2 separate regions of the Mus musculus genome follow, and region 2 is linked to region 1. The links are chromatin loops, found by intact Hi-C in ENCODE. Cell type or tissue: gastrocnemius. All regions are shown on one strand. Each heading gives the region's core, and the rest is flanking DNA. Links, peaks and the distances in the headings are about the cores only. Region 1 overlaps Arhgap10 (Rho GTPase activating protein 10). Region 2 has its middle 40 kb from the start of Gm29895.

The links. A loop is a pair of places that touch in the nucleus more often than their neighbours do. Peaks named below come from ENCODE experiments on the same cell type or tissue, not always from the same donor. Only the 100,000 strongest peaks of a DNase experiment are listed, where the experiment ranks them.
Region 2: a loop joins it to region 1, with 5 times the contacts of the local background. A loop is called at or near these places in 16 of 42 quality-filtered maps.

The regions. Positions count from the first base shown.
Region 1 is chr8:77,415,942-77,423,828 of GRCm38, reverse strand. Arhgap10 (Rho GTPase activating protein 10) reads left to right here. Exons shown (of 23, transcript NM_030113.2): 6 at 3,082-3,192; 7 at 3,653-3,757. Among named protein-coding and RNA genes, the nearest start is that of 0610038B21Rik, 97 kb to the left of the region's middle. In gastrocnemius, for the core only: a CTCF peak has its summit at 3,891 (motif pointing left); DNase peaks (open chromatin) are centred at 3,390 and 3,891; H3K27ac peaks cover 1,504 bases.
Region 2 is chr8:78,001,211-78,009,097 of GRCm38, reverse strand. No RefSeq gene overlaps it. Among named protein-coding and RNA genes, the nearest start is that of Gm29895, 40 kb to the left of the region's middle. In gastrocnemius, for the core only: a CTCF peak has its summit at 4,750 (motif pointing right); a DNase peak (open chromatin) is centred at 4,744.

The sequences.
Region 1 (7,887 bases), core at 1,633-6,632:
CTTTCTGGGGCTTGCACCCTTTACCACAGAGGCATACCCTGACCCCTGCCTACTATGTCTTAACTCAGATCCACATGTGTGTCTCCTTCAGATACTGGCTCAAATAGCTTCTACTCAGGTCATGTGTGTTATGGTAATAATTAATTTCAATCGGGGTTTCTACCCTACTTTTGATCACTAGGTTCCCAGATAAAAGGCACTCAACCTTTATATTTATCATAAACCTTTAAAGCACCAGAGCTGGGCAGATACTACCCAGAATCTATGCTGTTTATTATGACTACGTCCCTGCCAGTAACCCTGCGATATGATTTGCCATGGCTGGCTGGGCAGCTCTTACTCTGATTGGTCAGTTCTCATGATCCCTTATCCCACAGTATCTTCTCTCCCCTGTGGTCCTCTCCTCAGACCCCCAACCCCCGGAACCCACCTCTCCTGCCCAGCAGCTAAAGGAGCAAGGTTTCCTAGCAGCACCTGGATGCCATAAGGGTCTCCTCGTCCCTGGGGCAGCCAGGGCCAGTATTTAGCATTACAATGCATAACAGATCAGAGCTCCTTCCAGCTCTCTGTCCACACGGCCTCCTCTTCTGGCTTATTGTTCTTACGCTTCCTAGGTAGTGTTGCATGGCTCCCTTCAGTGACCGTATGCCCTCTGAAGGCTACAGTTCAGAGTCCTCTATCCATTCTGCCTAGAATAGTGCTGTCAGAGCGAGAACCACAAACAGGATGTGTGCACAGTGAGGTATGGCTTTGGCAGTGTCATCAGTCTCAGAGATGAGTAAACTGCAAGTCCTGAGCTTGAAGAGGCGCTGAAGACGGCACTTCCAGTTTCATTTCTGTTTTGCTCTCTCTACTCTTCACAGTCGTACAGATGCCCACTTGAAAACAGCTCTCTTGTTCATCATGTAGACCCTAAAGAGCGCAGAGACTTGTAAGCCATTCTGCCCTCTTGTTGATACGAGGAGAGTAGGGCTGTTGCAGCAGCGTGCCTGGTGTTGATACGAGGAGAGTAGGGCTGTTGCAGCAGCGTGCCTGGTGTTGATACGAGGAGAGTAGGGCTGTTGCAGCATGCCTGGTGTTGGTCATTTTTGTATCTCTCCTCGAAGCTGCTGCTCCCGCCTTGTGGGTCTCAGACACAAGGACCTTCACCTCCACCCACCACCCACGTTCCTGAGTTCTAGACAGCCTCTGTACTACAACACATACTGGCTCTGGGAGAAGATTACATCCTTCTTGGTTTTTAATGCTTGTTTTCCCCCAGGAGACAAAGGATACTATTTCAGTTTAAATATCACTAAAGAAATAATATTTTAGTAATATTGCATGAGATTGATCTCCTGTCTTCTGCATGTATAGAATTACAATTGGATTATAATACACAGTTGTTTATTCATTCATTCATTCATTCAGCTTTTGCTTACTGTGTGTGCAAGCTCATTTTGTATTGTTATAAAACTCCTATGGATGGAGAGTTTATAAACAAAACAGATTTATTTAGCTCATAGTTCTGGAGAGCTGAGAGTATGACATTGGCGTCTGCTTGGCTTTGATGGGGTCCTCACTGTGGTCATGTGCTTCATGTGACAGTGTTTATGTAAGAGATTCAGGGGAGGTACCAGGCTTCTTAACACAATGTAGTCTCGTGGGAATTCGTCCACTTCCATGAGATCTTAATCCCTCCAACAGTAGTGCCTCCATGACCCCGGAGCAGGCCTCGTTTCTTGAAGATTCCATCACCCCCAAGAATGACGTGTCAGAGGCCAGGCTTTACAGGGCATATGTAGGCCATGTCCAAATCGTAACATGGCGGGAAAAGTTAGTGCATTGTAGACTCGAATCGTTCTGTGCTCCTATGTACACTTGGAATATTGTGGCGAGCTCACTGTGAGCTCGGGAATCTGGAGAGGGAATCATACAGTGGAGGGCCCAGCCGCTCTGGCTGCTCAGAACGTTCAGATGCAAGGTGCTCAGCAGAGTGAGGGCAAGTCATACCGAGGACACGTGAGGGCATGACTCTCCGCTCTGCAGGCAGTGATGCCTCATGAGCGTCACGTGAGCCAACCACTGCTTTCAACTCCACAGTTTAACTGCTCAGCGGGATTAAGGGTTTTGGCTTTGGGTTATACTGTTGGTAGGTGAATAATGAGACACAAAACGTCATGGCTTTTAGGTAGAAGCTCTTATTTTGCTCACTTGACATTTAAACTTTATGTTACTCAAAGACTTTCAATTAAAAGTACCAGACAAATACTACACTTGTTTTTATAAACTTCTGAAAATGTGTTGGAAAATATTTATCTTCTTCCAGTTTATTTTAGCCATTCGAATATTGCGCAGGCATTGGCTAACTGCTTTACCTGGCTGTGTAGCCGTTCCCCACCAGTCTCCAGACCTTTGTGCCTAGCCAAGCAGAAGCCCTGACTGGGAAGCCGTGACTTCCCCTGGGCTCCCAGCCCTACCGTCCGTCCTTCTGTCATTCTGCTGGTCTGTCGTAGCTCCCTCATGTGTAGGAGTTTCTCTTTTTATGTCTGATGTGCATTGCCTTTCATCTGAGAGCCTAAGAGTCCATCCATGTGTGCCATACCGGGATCTGCTTCCTTTTTTTTTTTTAAAGCCACGATCTTGCTGTGTAGTCCAGTCTAGCCCTGGACATGTCCTCCTGCCGTAGCTTCCCAAGTGCTGGCGTTATAGCTGTTCATGTTACCCAATATGATTTGTCCCCTTTTGTTATATTTCATCGTGTGTAGTGTGTGTGCGCCTGTGTGTGGATGCGTGCGCGTGTGTGTGTGTGTGTGTGCAGGTGGTGTCGACGGGGCTTTTGACTGTTCCAGGAAGAAGTGTTTTCCTTAATCTTCAGTCTTTGAGGGTCATCAAGCTCTTCTCTAGAGTTTGGGAAGACTTTTCTGTATGTCCTTGTAGCAGTGGCTCTGTCCTGCTGTGGCAGGAGAGTAACAATGAGTAAGACATGAGTTCTAACACAAGTTTATAAAAGCCCCGCACCACGGCCAGCACCAGGCCATTGACCTCCAGCTTGATAGCTCCCTGCCGTGGGGTCAACTCACAGTGCTTGTTTTAACACAGGCCGACCTCCAAGTGGAGCAGAACCGGCAGCATTTCTACGAGCTCTCGCTTGAATATGTGTGCAAGCTCCAGGAAATCCAAGAAAGAAAGAAGTTCGAGTTTGTGGAGCCTGTGAGTAGCAGGACACTCGTTGCTGTGGATCCTTGTGAAAACACTAAGGGAGACCTCACAGGTTGTCAAGGGTGGACACAGCTAGGGAAAGTCTAGAGAAACATCTAAACCGTTGGGAGGCCCTGTTGGCACAGCTTCCTCCTCACCCCAGTGAGGGGCACAGCCCCCCCGCCATACCGTGACCCCTGTCCCCACTCTGTTACAGGCATGGCGATAGACCTTTATGTGGGTGCTAGGGAATTTGAACTCACAACTTGTTCATAATTTTCTGTACAGACCACCTATTTACAGTTATTTAATTTCTAGTGACTTCTTTGGAACTACTTTCATTTCAGGACGTGACAGACAGGGAGGTGGTTGGGTGCTCCGGATGGCAGTGCTCTGGATGGTGGTTTTGATGCAGGCGTTGCTTGCTTCCTTCCTTGCATGCACTAACTAACGCTCCTCTCCTTTGTCATAGATGCTGTCCTTCTTTCAGGGAATGTTCACTTTCTATCATCAAGGCCACGAGCTTTCCAAAGACTTCAATCACTACAAGATGGAACTACAAATCAACATTCAGAATGTAAGGAAAGGAAAGCCTTCTGGTATTTAAAAGATGTTTGGGGTGCAGCTCTTTTTCTACTCTGGTCTCAAAATCTTATTAAGACCAGGCTGGTATACTGAGAAAGTGGGGATGTGTTGCCATCTAGTGGTCAACTTTGGTGTAACACATGGCTCTGAAGCTGATGAGGCTCCAGGAATTCTGCCCTTTGGAGGCCCTTCCTTGGCTCTCTGGGGCAAATTCTTGGGGTAAACTTGGTTATGTTAGCTCTGAGTTGTTGTGTAACAACCCGCTATCCTGGCCTTCCACCTGGCGTTCCTGACTGACCGTCAGTCATGGTTTTTCATTCCCCAGACTGGCTTATGGAATTTCTCCGTCCCTACATTTTGGGCATGCTCTCTGATGTATCTGTGTCCACAGCTGCCAGTTTTCCTTGCTGTCCTTTGTTCAACCTGATGATGAAAAATGACGTTTGGAGATTCCTACTATGATTGCTATGATTGCTTTAGGCTGAGATGGCTCAGTGGGTAAAGTGTTTGCCGTGTGACCCTGAGTTCGAATCCCAGGACCCATGCAAAGCCAATTGGCGAACTGTGCCATAATCTCAGGGGAGGAGAAAAGGACTCTCAGGGGCTCAGTTGGCCTGTGAGTGCGACACTAACAACCAGAGACACGCCTCATGTGTTCCAGTCCACTTCAACATTGTTCCGATGGTAGGGGACTTACTTTTTCTGTACGTGTGGTTTATGTGCAGGCCAGAGGCTGCTCACTTCTGTCTCTCTCAGTTGCCTCTCTCAGTTGCCTGATCTTCTGAGACACAGTCTCTCATTGAATGGGAGGCTCACCAATTGTGTGGGCTGGTTGGTTAGAGAGCTCCAGTCTCACCCGTCCCACCATCCTGTGATCTCTGCCCCTACAGTGTTACAGACATGGGGATAGATCTTTATGTAGGTGCTAGGGAATTCAAACTCACAGCTCTATATTTGCATGGCAGACATTTCTTCAGCCCACTAGAAAGTTTAATGAAATGAATTATTTTTCAGAGTAACTTGTAGGCTATAAAACAACTTGTGAAGAGAGACTAGTTGAGAAGATTATAGACTGATCCCCATTCCCAACTGGTATATAATTATAGAATTAACCTTTTTTTTTTTTCTTAGACCAGGGGTTCTCTACTTTGCTAGTGCAGTTCCTCACATTGTAGTGACCTGAAACATAAAATTATTTCCTTTGCTACTTCATAACTGTAATTGTGCTACTGTTATGAGTCCTAATGCAAATATCTGTGTTTTCTGATGGTCTTAGGCAACCCTGTGAAAGGGCCCTTTGACCCCTGGAGTGGTGGCCTATAGGCTGAGAACCGCTGTTCTAGACTTTATTTGTCAACTTCAGGGCTGACCAGATGAGAACCCCAGTTAGGCCTGATGTATGTATTATGGGACTCGTGTAAAATGAGAACAGAACCCCACATTAAAAACAATGAAGACTTTCAAGATGGTGGGTATTGATACTCAGTGTGGTGTTTCTTGCTTGTCATCCCAGTGGGAGGTGGAGGCAGGAGGATCAGGAGTTCAAGGCTATGTAGTGATTTTGAGAGCAGCCTGAGCCACATGCGATGCTCTCTCAGGCCTTCCCTCCTGTTATATCATAGGACATTAAGCCTGTCCTGAGACCCTGTGTCACAGGCCCTGTGTGACAGTACAGCCTCCTGCCAGGGAAGCCATCTCGATTTAGCCCAGGCTCTGGAATGACACAGGAACCCAGCATCTCCTGGGGCTCTGGTCAGCCGTCCTCACATTCCTTCCTTTTATAATGTACCTGTGGCAAAGAGGGACTCCAGGGACTGAGCCATGTCGAGCGAGGCATGAGATGCTGGTGAGCAAAACCCGCAGAGGGGAGATATATTTACTTATTATGCCTTGGTAATACGTGGTGAGCTGAGAGCTTGCACGGCTGACAGCAACACCCGTCCTTTATTGTGAGTAGAGTGGGCAAGGACTTTCTGGAGAGGAAACATTTTTTCCTATATATTTTGGAATTCAGAGATATGTATTCATCAGGAATTGCCCCAAATCCTCTCTCTATTCTAGCTACCTTATAAATATCCCTCAGTTTTATTCTGCTCTCTGAGGCTTCTTGGGTGTCACTCATTTGGAAGTTGTTCTTTTGCCCTCATTTTCAGGACCATGGGTGTGTGTGTGCGTGTGCCCTCACGTGTGCACGCTTGCATGTGTGTGTTGCACGTGCCTCCCCCTGGCTGCTGCTGTAGAGCACGAGTGTGAGCCCCACGCTCCTGCCTTGTCTCTGCTTTCAGCCACCTTCTCCACTTCAGCCACGCGCCATAGGCTCTCCCTCGAAAGGACCGTCATTACTTCTTTTTTTCGGCTATTCATCTTATTCTCTCTCTCTCTTTTTTTTTTCATCTTATTCTCTTGTGGTTTTTAATTTTTTTTAAATAAGGGCAGATACTGACTGTATAAAGCCACACATTTCTGAAAGAAAACCCTGGTTATATTTTATTTTTTAATACCAACCACACTGAAATGATAAAACTGAATTTTAAGGTTAGATATCTTTATGACATTATAGTTAATTTTGTCAGCTGTTTAGAATTTTATTACAGTAAAATAATTAAATTTAAAATGACTCTTATGCTCAGAAAGAGAGGTAATCTTATTTAAAAATGAAAGCAAGCTATTTCCAGCCCCATCTGGCTATGCCTTTTATATTGTAAAAATGGCTGGGCTTTCCTTAAGGGATTTGCTTTTTACCCATTTTTCTGTAATCTGGAGTAATAAATAGAAAGCAAGAAAGTAGCAAGATGGCTTTTAGAAAGAGTGTTTTTTCCCCAAAGGAAAGGAAATTGTATCAAAATGAAAGGATATTTTAGAAAGCTCGCTTTGCACTTTTGTGACGCCATCCTAGAAGTCCTGGCAGAGAAAGCAGGAGGGGTGTCGGGATTATCAGGAAGCCTCCAGGTGATAGATGAAGTAGGTAAGAGTGTGGGGTCTCCTGTTTAACTATAGAAGAATAACAACGACTCCTTTCCCTGTGCTCGTTACTGTGATAAATGACTTCCTCCACCGGGAGCAGACAGCTGTCCTAACATCTGTGACACTGGGGTGCAGGGAGGTCACTTCCTTCTCTCAGACCCTCCAGAGGACGCTTGCTCACAGACCTGTGCTGCTTAGTCTCAGATTTCACAAGTTCTTAATTGGTAAGCCTGGGATTTGGCACTACTGGCAAACCTTGTCTCTGACTCCAGGAGTCTGAGGAGTCCAGAGATTCTCATTTGCTGTGTTTTGGAGTCTTAAGGCCTGATCAGTGATTCTCCTGGATCTGCCAGCCCACTCTTTCTTTTCCTCCTCATCCTCCATATGTATAGAACTCTTGAGAGGATATGAGGTTTTAGTGAGGTCCGCCTGCCTGTCTGTCTGTCCGTCCGCCTGCCCGCCCGCCTGCCAGTCTGTCTGTCTTGGGAACTATACTTTTCTGGTTTTGTTTGTTTCTGTAAGGTGAAATCCTCTCATGCTGTCTCCTCTGCCTTCTTTTGTTCTGAGTGATGTCATGGCTGAGATGGATAAACCTTACTGAGTTAAGGTGGTCGACACTTGGAATCCTCCCCCACCCCTGCTTTGCCCCTCCCTTCCAAGGCTTATTTGAGGGCGTCTTAGTTCTATTATGATGACCAAGGTAACTTATAGACAAAAGAGCTTATTTGGGCTCTTATTTGGGTTCCTGAAAGTTGGCGTCTCTGATGGCATAGCAGAGGTGGCAGGCGTAGCAGCTGGAGCATAGCAGAGCTGAGGGTTTGTATCCTGAACTAGAAACACAAAGCCAAGAGCACGGAGCTCAGAACTGCATCAGGCTTTGTAACCTCCAAGCCCTGGGACACACTTCATCAGGCAAGGCCACACCTCCTAATCCTCCCAAACACCTGGGTAGTGTGCTCGCCCCCCCCCCCCCCCCCCCCTTAGCCTTATCCAGACATTCTGATTAAAGGCATCTGACTCCCATCTTGGAGCCTCAGTGGACTCTGGCTGTAAGGCAAGGCTTACCATAGGCTGGTTTTCTTGACAGTGTTCCCAAACAAGAGGTGGGAAGCACACTCCCATTGCTGTGCTCCTGGCATCAGATGACACTGGCCAGCA
Region 2 (7,887 bases), core at 1,833-6,832, 590 kb before region 1:
TCCTCTGTCTGCAGAGTCACAGTTCATGTGACCAAAATAAAATTTATGTAATATTTACACAGCTTTTGAAAACTATTTAAAATAGCTCCATTTATTTGACCTTAAAGACTTCCTGTATTTAACCTTACTAATTTCCTAAAACAATACCATTCTACAATGCACGGTTTCTCTCTCTCTCTCTCTCTCTCTCTCTCTCTCTCTCTCTCTCTCTCTCACACACACACACACACACACACACACTTGCATGCATACACACAAATAGGCATGCACATGTGCGCACACACATGCACATACAGACACACAGGCACATACTAACGCACACACACATTTTTCCATTCGTCTGTTTGTTCTTCTCTACAGCTATGTCATTTTAAGTGTTAGGAATTTATATCAAGCTTTAGTAACTGATCACGTTTTCTCCCATCCATTACTCTTCCTCCATAAAATGCTGCAGCTTTTCCTAACATTATTTTTTGTTGTTGTTCCATCTAATAATCCCAGTATAAAAAGAAACTCTGGGTTTTACATTGGAGTTATTTAATGCTTAAAACTCATGGAGATGTATTGACATATTTACCTCATCTCCCCACATCTTAAGATCTCCTAGATGACTTCCTTTCGCTTTTTTGGATTAATTAACATGATAACGCTAAGTCAATCATGATAACATTCATTCTCTTAGTATCTTTTATTATTGCTCAGTTCTGGCCTTGTGTTTTGTTCCTGAAATTGCTTTAAGATAAGAATGTCTTTGGGCACTACTGTTTGATTTTCTTTTTTTGCAGAGGATGAAGTATAATCTTGGTAAGTAGCTTGAGATGGTACTAATGATCTCCAGGAATTATTCTTGGAGTTCTAGCTCACACCTATGCTGTATATAGAAATAGGCTCAATTTTATCAAAGGCTTTGTAATCTCTGTCCATCATAGCTTTGACAATAGTTATGCCATTTATAGTCTAATAACTAATGTCTTTGTATTCTCCATTGATCCAAGTCAATTACTCTTAAATGGACCAAAACTATGGTTTACTATTATTGCATTTGAGAACATTATCTCTCTATACCTTCTTTACAATATTTCTGTGGTGATCAGTCTGGAAGTGAGTGCATTTGGCTCAAGAAGGTAGCAACCAGGAAAAAAAGATCTTTTCCAAGCAAATATTGTGTTAAAACATTGCACATCCTTTTAAATGTTCCCAAACTATTGTTTTTATGTCTAACGTAAGACATGGGAGCCCCTTAAAGAGCATCACAAACTAATCCCAAAATTCTGTGTTCTAGAAACTCTTGTTTAAATTGTTAGCATTTGTTAAAGATGTTTATGAGAATTATTCCATGTAAACTGTTACGTTTACAGTATATTTATATATATAATAACTCTAGCTCTCTGCTAAATCCAATCTATTTTCTTGCAATGGTCAAAATAAGTATTGTTCAAAAGGGGATTGGAGCCAAGTGAATCTGGAGAATCGAGTTGAATGAGCTGGTTTTCTTGGAAGTTGAGTGCTAGAGGGCCATGAATATCTGTCAGGACCCTGTGCTTGCCATGGTGTGTGTGTGTGTGTGTGTGTGTGTGTGTGTGTGTGTGTGTGTGTGTAGGTCAAAGACCTCAGGCACTGGCCTTGCCTCCCACCTTGTTAGCTGCTGTGTAAGCTGGCTACCTTGGGCATCCAGGGGCTTCTTTGTCTCTTCCTCCCCTTTTGCTGCAGAAGTTCTGGGATTAGATGCCCACACCTGGCAGTACAGAGCTCTGAAGATGTAAACTAAGCTCTTTGTGTCTACAGCAAGCATCCCCCACCCCAGTGAGCCTCCCTTCTCCCCAGCCTTGCTGTGTGAATGGTTTGAGGAATGGCCCATGGCATATGGTCAATCCATATTCCTAATTCACACCAGGTATAAGACATAATCTTTGAATCAGGTTGTATGGGTTTCAGTACTCACTCGGCCACTTACTGTGCTGTTGGTCCACATTGCTATGCATTTTTTTTTTTAGTCTGTAAAATGAGATATTGTAAAAATGTTCCTGTAAAAGATGTCAGAATGTCACTGTCAATAAGACAAAATGGCAACCAACAGATTGGGAAAAGATCTTTACCAACTCTACATCTGGTAGAGGACTAATATCCACTATATATAAAGAACTCAGAAAGTTTGACTCCAGAGAACCAAATAACCCTATTTAAAAAAAAATAGGATACAGAGCTAAACAAAGAATTCTCAACTGAGGAATCTCAAATGGCCGAGAAGCACCTAAAAAAAGTCCAACATCCTTAGTCATCAGGGAAATGCAAATCAAAACAACCCTGAGATTCTACCTCCCACCAGTCAGAATGGCTAAGATTGAAAACTCAGGTGACAGCAGATGCTGGCAAAGATGTGGAGGAAGAGGAACTCTCCTCCATTGTTGGTGGGATTGCAAGCTGGTAAAACCACTCTGGAAATCAGTTTGGTGGTTCTTCAGAAAATTGGACATAGTACTACATGAGGACCCATCCTTATTTATAATAGCCAGAAGCTGGAAAGAACCCAGATGTTCTTCAAAAGAGGAATGGATACAGAAAATGTGGTACATTTACACAATAGAGTACTACTCAGCTATTAAGAACAATGAATTTATGAAATTCATAGGCAAATTGATGGAACTAGAAAATATCATCCTGAGTGAGGTAACCCAATCACAAAAGAACACACATGATATGCCCTCACTGATAAGTGGATATTAGCCCAGAAGCTTGGAATACCCAAGATACTATTCACAGACCACATGAATCTCAAGTAGAAGGAATACCAAAGTGTAGATACTTCGGTCCTCCATTTAAGGGGAAACAAAATACCCATGGAAGGAGTTACAGAGACTAAGTGTGGAGCAGAGACTGAAGAAAAGGCCATCCAGAGACTGCCCCACCTGTGATCCATCCCATATACAGTCACCAAACCAGAGACTATTATGGATGCCAACAAGTGCTTGCTGACAGGAGCCTGATAGAGCTGTCTCCTGAGGGGCTCTACCAGTGCCTGACAAATACAGAGGTGGGTGCTCTCAGCCAACTATTGGACTGAGCATAGGATCCCCAATGGAGGAGCTAGAGAAAGGACTCAAGGGGTTTGCAACCCCATAGGAGGAACAACAACAAGAACCAACCAGTACCCCCAGAGCTCCCAGGGACTAAACCACCAACCAAAGATCACACATGGTGGGACTCGTGGCTCTAGCTGCATATGCAGCAGAGGATGGCCTTGTAGGTCATCAATGGGAGGAGAGACCCTTGGTCCTGTGAAGGCTCTATGCCCCAGTGTAGGGGAATGCCAGGGCCAGGAAGCAGGAGTGGGTGGGTTGGTGAGTTGGTAGGGGGTAGGGGATGGGGGGCTTTCACAGGGGAAAACAGGAAAGGGGATAACATTTGACATGTAAATAAAGAAAATATCTAACCAAAAAAAGGAAAAAAAAAAAAGATGTCAGACTGTGCTTAGCACAGTTATTACAAAGTAAACTTTGACTGTTGATTTTTCCAAAGTTTGCTCAATGCTAAGAGCCTCATGCTTATTAAAATCTACCTGTAATTGTCAAAATATTTTAAAATGAAGTATTAATTTTCTTCAGCTATTGTGGAATAGCTGTGCAATAACTATATACACGCAGCAATGATCTCTCACAATATAGAATTGAATTCACATATTATAAGCACAGAGTCCATTTAGCAAGCTTTCAAAGAAATTAATCAGACTTTAGGCGATTGATTTTGAAGCTAATCATAGTAAAATGTAGAGGTTCTCTTGCCAGAAGGCATTAATTCTACCTGTTTGAAGTCAGGTCCAACTGTACACAAGTAGAGGAGGGTTAATGAACTGAGTCTCAAAGGACAAGTTTCCCAACTGGAGGCAATAAGAAACACCGGTGCCCACTTAGTGAGGTGAGATCTGTGTGGGAACAGCAGGAAACGCTGAGCTGTTGCTGAGACCGCCCCAACCGTAACCGCCCCAGCCTACATCACGGCAGGCAAGGAGGCACACAGTTGGGTGAGCTCCATCAGCCTCTCTTCAGCAGCTTCTCCGGCCGTGTCCCTGCTGCACACTCCTGGGCACACTCCTGGGTACGAAGCTTTCGCTTTGCCCTATCCATCCACTCATTCATTTTATCAAAGCCAGAAAACAAAGGAAATTTAACAGAAATAAGCCAACGAACTTCATCGCACCTCATTTTACACAACCATTAAAAACATACAAATATCTCACGTGTGTTCCATGAGCTTCGTGTGAACTCACAATAGGATTGATTCCCCACGTCATATTGATAAAGCAGTGTACCCCAGAACCACTTCTCAGGATTTTAGTTTTTAGAACATAACTAACTACATTTTGTATGTTATCATTTTTGAAACCAAGGAATATTTCATTTAAAGATGTTTAGACCCACTAAGGTCTCCTAAGATTTAGTGGTCTATTGTTTTCTGAAGTCTCTGGATTACATCATTAGGCAGTGGTAGTCCTGGGCAGGGTGCTTTGGAGGAAAGCATATTTTGAGAGTATTGTCTTTAGATCATTTATTTAAATTGGTGTATTTTTGGAAGCGGAGACATAAACTAACTCCTTGGTAAAGAAGAAGAAGGCTGTCTTGACAGACATAAGGGGAATCATCTGATGTGTCAAAAGAGTTTTCAAACCGTTGGGTGCTCATCCCTTCGGATCTGAAGCTGGCTGCTGTTTCCTGGGTTCAGACTTGAGGGACCTGGCTTGCAACTACAGCGCACAGCCACTAGAGGTCAGAGTTTTACATCGTCCTGAATAGACGACAAGAGTCTGAGACAATGGTATTTCCTTCCTCACATACTCTAATGTCCTTGATTAAAAAAGAGAAGAAAACCGAGAAAAGTGAGATCACTGTCGTAAGAAGAGGGCTGTCGGCACTCAGAAGGAATAAAAACAAAGAGCTGAAAACATTTTGCAAATGTGGAGAGAAAACAAAAAGCATACAGATCAGTCTGATGACCAAGGTTGTATTGCTATATCCATCTCCTCCAAGGAGACAAAGGTGTGCTAAAAACAACAACTACAGCATCAGTGATGGTGACAACAACAGCAGGGACCAACTTGTACTGAATACACATTACATATTACTAAAAACACATCTCAGAGATGAAAAAAGCAAGCACTGAGTTCCGGGACAGCTTTTAGGGGCCTGAACAATGTTTGCACCCTCTGTAACCACAATCTCACATTTGAGGGTTTTGCCTGCCCTGCACCCAAAAACCATCAAGTACAGAGCCAAGGGAAGAGCTGTTGATATGAAGATGTCACATGGCTCAGGGAAGGAGCTGTTGACATGAAGATGTCACATGGCTCACAGAATTCGTCACAGCAGCAGGATTTAGAAGCAAAGTAACTGCTTAATATTAAGATTACAAAACAAAATCGCAAATGACATAGTCACTATTTTCAGAATTATAAAGAAAGAAAAGGGAATTGAGGAAATATATTTCTAGCATCAGTGGAACTGTGTAAACTACATAAAATGTGTGCTTGTATGAATGAGTAATAAAAGGAGTCTGAGAAAAGAATGGCATTCACGCTAGGATTATATGGATCATATAGAAAAATACGGCCCTAGAAAAGCATGTTTAAATCATTGGCAAAGATATAGTGTAAAGTTCCAGGGAGTTCGGAGTTTACACAAGCTCAACTGGACCCGCTAGTGAGCAGACATCTGCCATTGTCTGCCAACTGCTCCCAGACCTTCCGACTGGACATATTTACTCTGGTCAACTGTGTCCCTTAATATGCCACAGATTCATCAATAATAGTCACTGTTCTTCTCAGTAGCAATAACAACACATCCAATACGTGCAGTTTAAAAAAAATTGATCAGCTGGGCTGGAGAGATGGCTCAGCCGTTAAGAGCACTGACTGCTCTTCCAGAGGTCCTGAGTTCAAATCCCAGCAACCACATGGTGGCTCACAACCATCTGTAATGAGATCTGACACCCTCTTCTGGTGTGTCTGAAGACAGCTACAGTGTACTTACATATAATAATAATAAATAAATCTTTGGGCTGGACAGAGTGGGACTGGAGCAAGCAGAGGCCCTGAGTTCAATTCCCAGTAACCACATGTAGGCTACAGTATACTCATTTACATAAAATAAATAAATAAATCTTAAAAAAATTGTCAGCTACTTCAAGTCTAGTTTCTGGAAATACAGTGTCATTTAGAGTCATGCGATACTTCCAACAGAACGGTAACCCAAAAGAGAACAGAAAGGAAAATTCAAATGGATCCGGACTTTGGCGAGCATCGAGGCCAGCTGAACTGCCAACAGAGCACAGGCTCGCTGAAATGAACCCTTTTACACCTCTAAGCACAAAGTCACAGAACACGGGAAGGCCAGGCATCTCAGGAACCATTCTTAAAGAGAGATGTCAGGTTCCCACAAGCCATCATGGGTCACTTATCTGCGTTTGAGCTTCTTTTTCTACCCAGCAGCTTTGTGGTTTCTAAACCTCAGATGGTAATTGCTCATGGAGAAATACCCAGATTCGTGGCTTGGTCCACAGAAAAGCTGAATGGATGCAATGCCCCCTCCCACCCACCCCCATCTCACCCCCATTTTTCTAAACTTCTTAGCAGTATCACTTTTTGAGTGCAAAGCTGGTGGTGCAGAAAACTGTGCCCCATCTTTAAAACTCTTCCCTTTGGCTACACACAGGTGTGCCTTTCCCCAGCCAGGGCATGTTCCTTTAAGGGGTTACCCACTACCAGAAAAGAAGGAGCCAGCTAATCCATGCAGCATTCAGCTGCTAGGCAAACCTCACAGCTGTCTTGCTTCAAACCTCCTCCCTCACTGCCCACACTGAAAACATGCAAGTTAAAGAGCGGTTTAAATTAGCATTCTTTAAAGCACCCTTTCGTTACCATATGATGCCAGGGAATCTATTACAGAAAGGCATTCCTAGCACCAGGAACGGACTGGAGCAGAAGAAAATGTAACAATGGCATTCCTGTGTGGCTGAGTAAGGCAGGCAGAGGTTTTGTTCAGAGCAGATGTCAGAGACCTGTAAACCCTAGACAAACAGTGATAAAGACGGATCTTAAGAACACAACCCACTCCAACAGACTCTGACACGTAAGAACAACAGTCCAACACATACAGCACAGGACAGCAGCAGTCCGGCACAAACCAAGTGAGCACCAGGGATCTCCTCTGAGAGTGCAGACTGTCATCCATAGAACAGTGCTGAGCACTGTTCTAGGTACTCGGGACACATCTGTAAATGAAGTAGACAGAAGGTCTGCTCATCTGGAGCTCACATTCTGTCAGGAACTCTGACAGAATGCACGCAGGAGGAATTCAGAGCAGATTGGGATACAACCTGTTTTCTTATTTACATGTCAAGGCATTGCTATGCAACAAGATGTGGGATGTCACAGCAACACTCCAAATCTCACTCACACATTCTCTACCACTCTTCTATTTCTCTGTGTGATTATGCATGCATAAATATATGTTAAATTATCAATCTACAGGTTTGACCACTTGACCAATACTTCATTTATCTTTTTGTTTGTGTGGATATAGGACTTATGTAACACTCACCCAGCCTAGAAGAGCCCATGGGCTTTTGTCAGTTCATAAAATGTTATAAAACGTTCCTCCAAGTCTGGTGACACATAGATGCCTCCACCTGGGAGAACCTTCCTGACCCTTAAAATCAAGGTTCTGGCTCCTCAAAAAGCCAAACTGAGAAACGACGCTCATGAAGCTGTACTCCAGTTTGCAGTCCTGGGCTGAAGACAATGGCCATTTAATTGCACACAAGGTCAAGATCTTTTGATTGGCAGGCTGACAGCTCTGTAGAAGTAATTCTTCATATGGAATTCCCTTGAAATCAAAG